Linked DNA regions of Homo sapiens: region 1 is linked to region 2. Evidence: read pairs that join two places in POLR2A ChIA-PET (ENCODE). Cell type or tissue: Panc1. All regions are shown on one strand. Links, peaks and the distances in the headings refer to the core of each region. The heading gives the core; the rest is flanking DNA. Region 1 overlaps C2CD3 (C2 domain containing 3 centriole elongation regulator). Region 2 overlaps UCP3 (uncoupling protein 3).

The links. ChIA-PET counts read pairs that join two places held together with the same protein. Peaks named below come from ENCODE experiments on the same cell type or tissue, not always from the same donor. Only the 100,000 strongest peaks of a DNase experiment are listed, where the experiment ranks them.
Region 1: POLR2A ChIA-PET joins it to region 2 with 17 read pairs; 2 of 35 experiments call an interaction of 5 or more read pairs at or near these places.

What each region holds. Positions count from the first base shown.
Region 1 is chr11:74,149,261-74,153,655 of GRCh38, reverse strand. All of the region lies in intron 3 of C2CD3 (C2 domain containing 3 centriole elongation regulator), which reads left to right. Among named protein-coding and RNA genes, the nearest start is that of C2CD3, 20 kb to the left of the region's middle. In Panc1, for the core only: a CTCF peak has its summit at 3,969; no DNase peak of the experiment used is centred there; H3K27ac peaks cover 1,344 bases.
Region 2 is chr11:73,997,258-74,001,652 of GRCh38, reverse strand. It overlaps UCP3 (uncoupling protein 3), which reads left to right. Exons shown (of 7, transcript NM_003356.4): 7 at 127-1,376. The coding sequence ends at 241. Among named protein-coding and RNA genes, the nearest start is that of UCP3, 9.6 kb to the left of the region's middle. In Panc1, for the core only: no CTCF peak of the experiment used is centred there; no DNase peak of the experiment used is centred there.

The sequences.
Region 1 (4,395 bases), core at 208-4,207, 150 kb before region 2:
GATTTTTGTTGATACTGTACAATATACAGATAAAATTCAGAGAATTAAGTTCTTAGCAATATTGAGTCTTCCAATCCATGAACATGGTATATTTCTCCATTTGTTTGGCTCTTTAATTTTTTTTCTACAATCTTTTATACTTAGCATCATGCAGGCTTGCATATACTTTGATTTATCCCAAAGTATTCATGCTCTTCATTGACTCTTGAGAATTTTCTCTATAGACAATGATGTCATCTGTGGATAAAGACAGGTTTACTTCTTTTCTAATCTATATGCCTTTTATTTCTATTTTCTTGCCTTATCACACTAAGATCTCCAGTATATGTTGAATAGAGAACAGATATTCTTCCTTCATTCTTTCTTTTCATAGGAAAGCATTTGGTCTTTCACTTGCTTTTGTTTGTTTTGTTTTGTTTTGTTTTGTTTTGTTTTGTTTTGTTTTTAAGAGACAGAGTCTCACTCTGTCACCCAGGCTGGCATGATCATAGCTCACTGCAATTTCAAACTTCTGGACTCAAGCAGTCCTCCTGCCTCAGCCTTCTGAGTAAATAAGACTACAGGTGCACGCTAACTGTTTTTTAAAATTTTTTTGTAGAGACAGGGTTTCGCTATGTTGGCTGGCTGGTCTCAAACTCCTGGCCTCAAGCAATCCTCCTTTCTCAGTCTCTCAAAGTGCTGGAATTAGAGGAGAGCCATCATGTCTGGCATCTTTCACTATTAAATGTGATGTTAGATATAGGTTTTTCATATTTGTCCTTTATCAATTAGAAAAGTGCCAAGTTTTAAGAACACTTTTCCCAAATTTTCTGAGAGATTTTATCATGGGTATTGAACTTTATCAAATGTTTTTCCTGTATGTGTTAGGATAGTCATTTGGATTTTTTTCTTTTGGTCTGTTAATATGGCCTATTTTATTGATTCATTTCTAAAAACAAAACCAGACCATCAGTCTTACGATGAACACAATGAAGTCATATAGTATTAGCCATTTTATATATTATTGTGATTTAATGTTTCAGTGAGGATGAAATGAAACATTACATTTTTGTTCAGGAGAGATATTAATCTGTAGTATTGTTTTGTTGCATTGTCTTTGATTTAGATGTGTGGGTAATGCTGGCATAAAATGATTTTAGAAGAGTTCCTCCTCTGTTTATTGGAAGAGTTAACGTAGAATTGATTAAATGTCTAGTAGAGTTTACCAGTGGAGTTAACTGGTTTCTGGATTTTTCCTTATGGGGAAGGTTTTTAACTACCACTTTAATTTATATAGTAGATTCAGGGCTGTGTAGGTAATCTTTCTTTTTGAGTGAGCTTTGGTAGTTTGGTTTTCAAATAATTCATCCATTTCATTGAAGTTGTTGAATTTATTGGCACAGAGTTGTTTATAACATCCCTTTTCTGTCTTTAAACGTCTAAAGCAATTGTGATTATATCTCCTCTTTCATTCCTAATATTAGTAATTTGTTTTCTCATTTTTTTCTGGATCAGGCTGGATAGAAGTTTAACAATTTTATTAATCTTTTCAAGGAGCCAGCATGTGATTTCATGAGACTTCAAAGTATCTTAGACTGCTTGACATTTTTCTACCAGTGACTTGAGTTTGGTTTTTTCCAGTCTTTTCATCCTCTGTGTATTTCGTTTTATAGTTACTATTACTCTATATTCAAGTTCATTAATCATCTTGTGCAGTATCTTACCTGCTTCTAACCCCATCAGTCATATTTTCATTTCAAATATTTTCATCTCTAAAAGTTACATTTCCTTTTTTAATGTACATTTTCTTTTTTTCTTTGCAGTCACATTTTCTTTCACATCCTTAAGCATTAGGAGCATCTATATGATAGCGGTTTTAAGGTCCCATCAATTTTATCACCCATCATTTGGTGTCTGTTTCTATTGATTAATTGCTCTGTGGTTATAGGGCATGTTTTCCTACTACTATTAAATTTTTATTGAATACTGAACATTGTAAATTTTATAAATTGTGCACTTTATTTTTTTTCCCCCTTTAATGAGTGTTGTCTGCCAGGCACGTTGGCTCATGCCTGTAATCCTAGCACTTTGGGAGGCCAAGGCAGCTGGATCACTTGAGGCCAGGAGTTTGAAACCAGCCTGGCCAACATGGCAAAACTCCATCTCTACAAAAAATACAAAAATTGGCTGGACATGGTGGCATGTGCCTGTAATCCCAGCTACTAGGGAGGCTGAGAAGGCTGAGACAGGAGAATCACTTGAACCTGGGAGGCAGAGGTTGCAGTGGGCCGAGATCATGCCACTGCACTCCAGCCTGGGTGATGGAGTGAGACCCTGTCTCAATAAATAAATAAATAAATAAATAAATAAAGAGTGTTGGATGCTTACAGGCAATTTAGGAAGACTTCTCAGTACTAAATACATGAGCTGCCAGATTGAAAAAGCCTCCTGTGGGCCAGGCGCTGTGGCTGACGCCTGTAATCCCAGCACTTTGGGAGGCCGAGGCGGGCGGATCACCAGGTCAGGAGTTCGAGATCAGCCTGCCCAATATAGTGAAACCTCATCTGTACTAAAAATACAAAAATTAGCTGGGTGTGATGGTGGGCGTCTATAATCCTAGCTACTCAGGAGGCTAAGGCAGGAGAATCGCTTGAAGCCAGGAGGCAGAGGTTGCAGTGAGCGGAGATTGTGCCATTGCACTACTCCAGCCTGGGTGACAGAGTGAGACTCCATCTCAAAAAACAAAAAAAAAAGAAAGAAAGAAAGAAAAAGTCTCCTGTGGAACTCGTTTGGATCCTGATTCATAGAAACCAATTGTAAAAAATCTGAAACAATCAGGGAAATTAGAATGTTGACTCAAGTTTTGATAATTTTGAAGAATTGTTATTAATTTTTTAAATGTGATAATGGTATGGTGTTTATGTTTTTTTAATGAGTCCTCATATTATTAAAACTATATTTACAGAAATGGCATGATATCTGGAACTTGGTTCACAATAATCCAGTAACAAAGCAGGGCTTGGAAAAGGTATAAATGAAACATGATTAGCCAGATGTGAATAATTGTTGAAGCTGGATAATAAGTACCTGTAGTCGTTATTTATTTTTTTCTAATTTTATATGTTTTAAAAAGCTTAGAAATTTGTTTTGTTTTTTTTTTGTTTTTTTTTTTTTTTTTTTTTTTGAGACAGGGTCTTGCTCTGTAGCCCAGCCCAGGCTGGAGTGCGGTGGTGTGATCTAAGCTCACTGCAACCTCTGCTTCCCAGGTTCAAGTGATTCTCCTGCCTCAGCCTCCCAAGTAGCTAGGATTACAGGCATGTACCACCACATCCAGCTAATTTTTTTTTGTATTTTTTTTTTTAAGTAGAGACAGGGTTTCACCTTGTTGGCCAGGCTGGTTTCAAACTCCTGGCTTGAAGTGATCCACCTGCCTCGCCTCTCAAAGTGCTAGGATTACAGGCGTGAGCCACCGCACCCATCCACAGAAACATTTTTCTTGATATCAATTTTTTTTTTTTTTTACAAAAGGAAAGTGTCCATTAAGTACAACATAGTGGATGAAAGCAGACTTTCAGCAAGTTATATCATTGTGACATTTTAGAGCACTGAAAACAAAAACAAGATTCTATAAACTTCCAGAGAACAGGAGAAACAGTCACACACAAAGAATTAAGTAGAGTGGCTTCAAACTTCTCAATAGCCACATTAGCGTCCAGAAGACAATTCAATAATGCCTCCAGAATGTTGAATGAAAATGGCCTAGAATTCTGTCTCTCTAGGCAAACTATCTAGTGTAAGAGTAGAATGAAGTTTTTGTATATACAAAGTCTCAAAAATTTGTACCTCTCCCACACTCTTCCTGACAAAGCAGCTGAGGGACTTTCTCTGCCAAAATGAGGGAGTAAACTTAAAAAGAAGACAAGGTGGGATATTGCAAACAAGAGATACAACACAGGAGGGAGCCGAAGAGAATCCCTTGATTTGAGGTGAAGCAGCTGTACACAAGGCATAGATGGCAGCTATTCCAAATTGGAGTATATGCTAAGGCTCTGGGAGAGATTTCTCAAAAAAAAAAAAAAGTTACAAAACACCTATTGTGTCTGAAAATCTTAAGAGGAGAATTCGATAACTGGCAAAAAGTTCAGAATTGAATTAACAATAAGAACAATAAAAACACAAAGCAAATGTTAGCATGCACCTACAGTCCCAGCTACTCAGGAAGCTGAGGCAGTAGAATCACTTGAGCCCAGGAGTTCACGTTCAGCCTGGGCAACATGGCAAGACCTGATCTCTAAAAAGAAAAAAAAATTTTTTTTTTAACTAAGCAAATGAGAAAACAAGACAGCATTTTGGGAAAATGTTGTGCAGGAAAGGAAAAGTAATCAGTACTTCTAATTGTTCAGCTATAAATGGAAT
Region 2 (4,395 bases), core at 167-4,166:
CAGAAAATGCTTGTGATGAACAGAAGTCTGGATCCTCTGGCACTACCACTGTGTCCCGGGAGAGCACACGCATCTGTTGTGGTCCCCTAGCACTCCACCTGATGTGTTGGTTGTTTTTCTTATCAGATTTACACCCTCCTTTTTGCGTTTGGGATCCTGGAACGTGGTGATGTTCGTAACCTATGAGCAGCTGAAACGGGCCCTGATGAAAGTCCAGATGTTACGGGAATCACCGTTTTGAACAAGACAAGAAGGCCACTGGTAGCTAACGTGTCCGAAACCAGTTAAGAATGGAAGAAAACGGTGCATCCACGCACACATGGACACAGACCCACACATGTTTACAGAACTGTTGTTTACTTGTTGCTGATTCAAGAAACAGAAGTAGAAGAGGAGGAGGGATTCTGGTCTTCACTGCCATGCCTCAAGAACACCTTTGTTTTGCACTGACAAGATGGAAAATAAATTATATTAATTTTTGAAACCCATTAGGCATGCCTAATATTTAGGCAAGAGAAAATAAACCAAGATAGATCCATTTGGACAAAATGGAAGGTTGGAGACGTGTATCCCCGTGAAATCTGGTTAGATAATGAATGATAAGCAGGAAGGATGGCAAGCACGGGACAGGAGGGGCCCACAATGGAGTGGGAGATCAGCCACGGAGCCTGGAGGGATGCCACCCAGCAACACAGAGCTGGCGACTGCAGCTGCACCATCACACATGCATCATCAGCCTATTTGTAATATGTCTGCCACAGAGAGTCCTTTGGGATTCTAGGAAACCCAAGGAACAAGAGAAAAAACTAGAGCCTGTGCTAAAGAAGCCCTGCTGGGCCCATGTGAGGCTGGGGCTCGTAAATATTCCCTGACGACACTGAAGAATCAAGAGGGCAGCCCCCACTTTCCTACAAAATGGAGGGAGCCATCCCTTCCCTGTCCACCTCACCAGGGGTGCTATGACATGCAAGTGAGAAGCTGGGCATGAACGCACTTTATAAAAGCAAAAGCTCTGTGTAAATCTAACTACAAGGACAATGCCTTGGGAGAGATTTTGTCGGGACAGAGAGGAGTTGCCAGGGAAGAAGGTTTGAAAGATACGGTTGTCTAGAGGTGAGACCAAAGGATCCAGAGACTTGGGGACCAGAGGTGACAGTGGATGACGTGAAGCCACAGGAGCCCCACCCCCATGCAGCCTCTTCCCCACCCCCCCCACCACGTGCTCAATCATGAGTACCTCAAAGGATTGTTGGGCTTGGGGGAAAAGAGGTGGATTCCTGGGCAAGAACCTAAAGTAGCAGGACTCGGAATTCTCGGGAAATTATTATGACTCAATAAAAGAATTCACACCTTAGGTGTGGGAGTAAGAACAGCCACTTCTCTGCCTTTTCTTTCTTGGAATTTTCCTTTCTCACTTCTATTTCAGGCTTTCTATGTGTCAGGGCAGGGCCAGATCCAGCCCCACATGCCTACACTTCATCTGCCCCCTCTCACCCTGTTTAATTGCAGGCAAGTAGCTTTATTTTTTTAGGGTTCCAGCTCCTGCTTCTGCAAAAGGCAGGGTTGAACCAGACGACCGACTTCCAAGCTTAAGACTGTACATTTTTCGAATTGATAATGGGGACCCAAAATGCCACTATCTTTTTCTACTTCTTGGCAGCCTTGCGTAGCTCTGATGATTGTCAGGACTGGGTTCAAACCTCACCCCATTCTACCTTACTAACCACCTAGCCACAGGGAATCCTTGCACCTTGGTGTGCTACCAGAGAAGTGGGAATAACAATCGCTGCTTCACAGGCTTGTTGTGAGGGTTGACCTAAAACTCCTTGGAAAGCAGACATGTGGTGTGCACCTGCTACCTGGGAGGCTTAAGCGAGAGGACTGCTTGAGCCCAGGAGTTCAGGGCTGCAGTGAGCCATGACTGCACCTGTGAATAATGACTGCACTCCAGCCTTGGCAACAGAGCATAACTCCTTCTCTGAAACAAAACAAACAAAAAATCGTTGGCATACAGGAGGCACTCGGTAATGTCATTTCCCTGCTTCCCTGCTCCTACCCCTCCAGACCCTGGGAAAAAGCAAATATCTATTCATCCTCAGCACTTTCCTAAATTTAAATTATAACTTGAGATCATCTATGTATACAAACTGGAGAGTTCATACAAAAGCAAAAAAAAATTATTTTGATTTAATGTCTGGCTTGGTTTTCAAATAAAACCCATATTTTGAAAAGTTTCCGGTTGGTGCAGTGGCTCACGCCTTTGGGAGGCCGAGGCGGGCGGATCACTTGAGGTCAAGAGTTTGAGACCAGCCTGGCCAACATGGTGAAACTCTGTCTCTACTAAAAATACCAAAAAAAAAAAAAAAAATTACCCAGGCATGGTGGTGGGTGCCTGTAATCCTAGCTACTCGGGAGGCTGAGGCAAGAGAATCACTCGAACCCAGGAGACTGAGGTTGCAGTGAGCCAAAACCACACCACTGCACTCCAGCCTAGGCGAGACTCTGTCTCAAAAAAAAAAATTAAATTGAATTGAATTAAATTAAAAGTTTCCCTTTTTAGCCAGGCATGGTGACATGTGCCTGCGGTCCCAGCTACTCGGGGGGCTCAGGTGGGAGGATCACTTGAGCCCAGGAGGCGGAGGTTGCAGTGAGCCGAGCTTACACCACTGCACCCTAGCCTAGGTGACAGAGTGAGACCCCATCTCAAAAAACAAAAACGAAAAAAGAAAAAAGAGTTTCTCTTTCTTTTGACTTGACTGACATGTGCAAATCACTCTCAAACTCCTGGTCTCAGTTTGTAAGTTTCTAGGGCCAGGAACTATATCTTCCATGAATTTCCATATGGCAATATTAACACACCACCTACCCAGAGGATGCTATTCAGGTGATGATTCTGAGAAAGGGAGGATAAAATATTCTAAGAGATATTTTGACTGGGATCAGGAGCCTACTAACTGCCAAGTCTAGCCTTTTGGAGAAAGAAAAACGAGATTGGTGAGTCTTGTGAGGTTTCTAGGCCAAAATACTAGATCTCTTTCTCCACTGTTTTTTTTTTTTTTTTTTTTTTTTTTGAGTCAAAGTCTTGCTCTGTGCCCAGGCTAACACAATCTTGGCTCACAGCAACATCCACCTCCCAGGTTCAAGTAATTCTCCTGCCTCAGACTCTCGAGTAGCTGGGACTACAGGTGCGTGCCACCACACTCTGGCTAGTTTTTGTATTTTTAGTAAAGATGGGGTTTTCACTGTGTTGACCAGGCTGGTCTCAAACTCCTGACCTCAGATGATCCACCCACCTCAGCCTCCCAAAGTGCTGGGATTACAGGCGTGAGCCACTGCTCCCAGTCTCTTTCCCCACTTCTTAAAGGCAGAGATTCAACCAGATGACCTGAAGCTCTTTAGTTCTGTGATTCCAAGGACTGAGAGACAGTTTCTCCCAGGCTACGGTGTGAACACCTTTTCAACGCTGGCCTCAATTTATGCTTCCAGGAAACCAGGGATGTGAATTCATGAGAAGGTCAGATTACCAGCTGAGGCCAGTTTCTAAGTTCTGTGCATCCATTTCCCCACCACACTCCTAGAGACACCACCTCCAGTCAAGTGATTCAAAAGAAATCTGCTTTTTCTCAAACTCTTCTACTACGTCAGGCAGAAATAAGATAGTTAGAGTCCTGACTCAGTCCCATTTGTGACATAATGGATAATTCACATAAATGTTCTAAGTAATGGTAATATTTTTTAAAAGAATATTTTATTCAGAAGGAATGAATGTTAAGTAAGGAAATATTATTATAGCTCTGTAGATGAGTTTGTTTCAGGGCACTTTGAAAAGCACAGTGTGCTACATGAATGAAAATATTCATTGTACATACATTGTAAGCCATATGTTATGTTAGGTGCTGGGGTGAACAAGACCAGTCCTGTCCTCAAGGAGCTCACTGGGGTGGAGGATGGTGGGGCAGGAAAGACAAACTGCAAACCATCAGTCACCATACTGGGTGATCAAAGCTACAAATAGAGATGTATACAAAGCACCCAAGAGCAGGTACACAGATAAGGGACATCTGACGTGGTTGGGGGGCCAGGAAGCTTCTTGGAGGAAGACACCTAAAGGTCAAGTAGGTGTTATGCAGGTAAAGAAAGTGAAGTGAAAGTCATCCTAGGCAAAGGGAATGGTTCGTGCAAAGGCCCAGAAACAAGATAAAAACATTCAAGGTACATCCAAGGGATTGTCAGCTGTCAGTATGTCTGGGTTGCAGACTTAAAGATCTACTGGGGAGACTGAGGCAGGAAAATCGCTTGATTGCTTGAACCCAGGAGGTGGAGCTCACAGTGAGCTGAGATCGCACCACTGCACTCCAGCTGGGCGACAGAGCGTGACTCTGTCTCAAAAAAAAA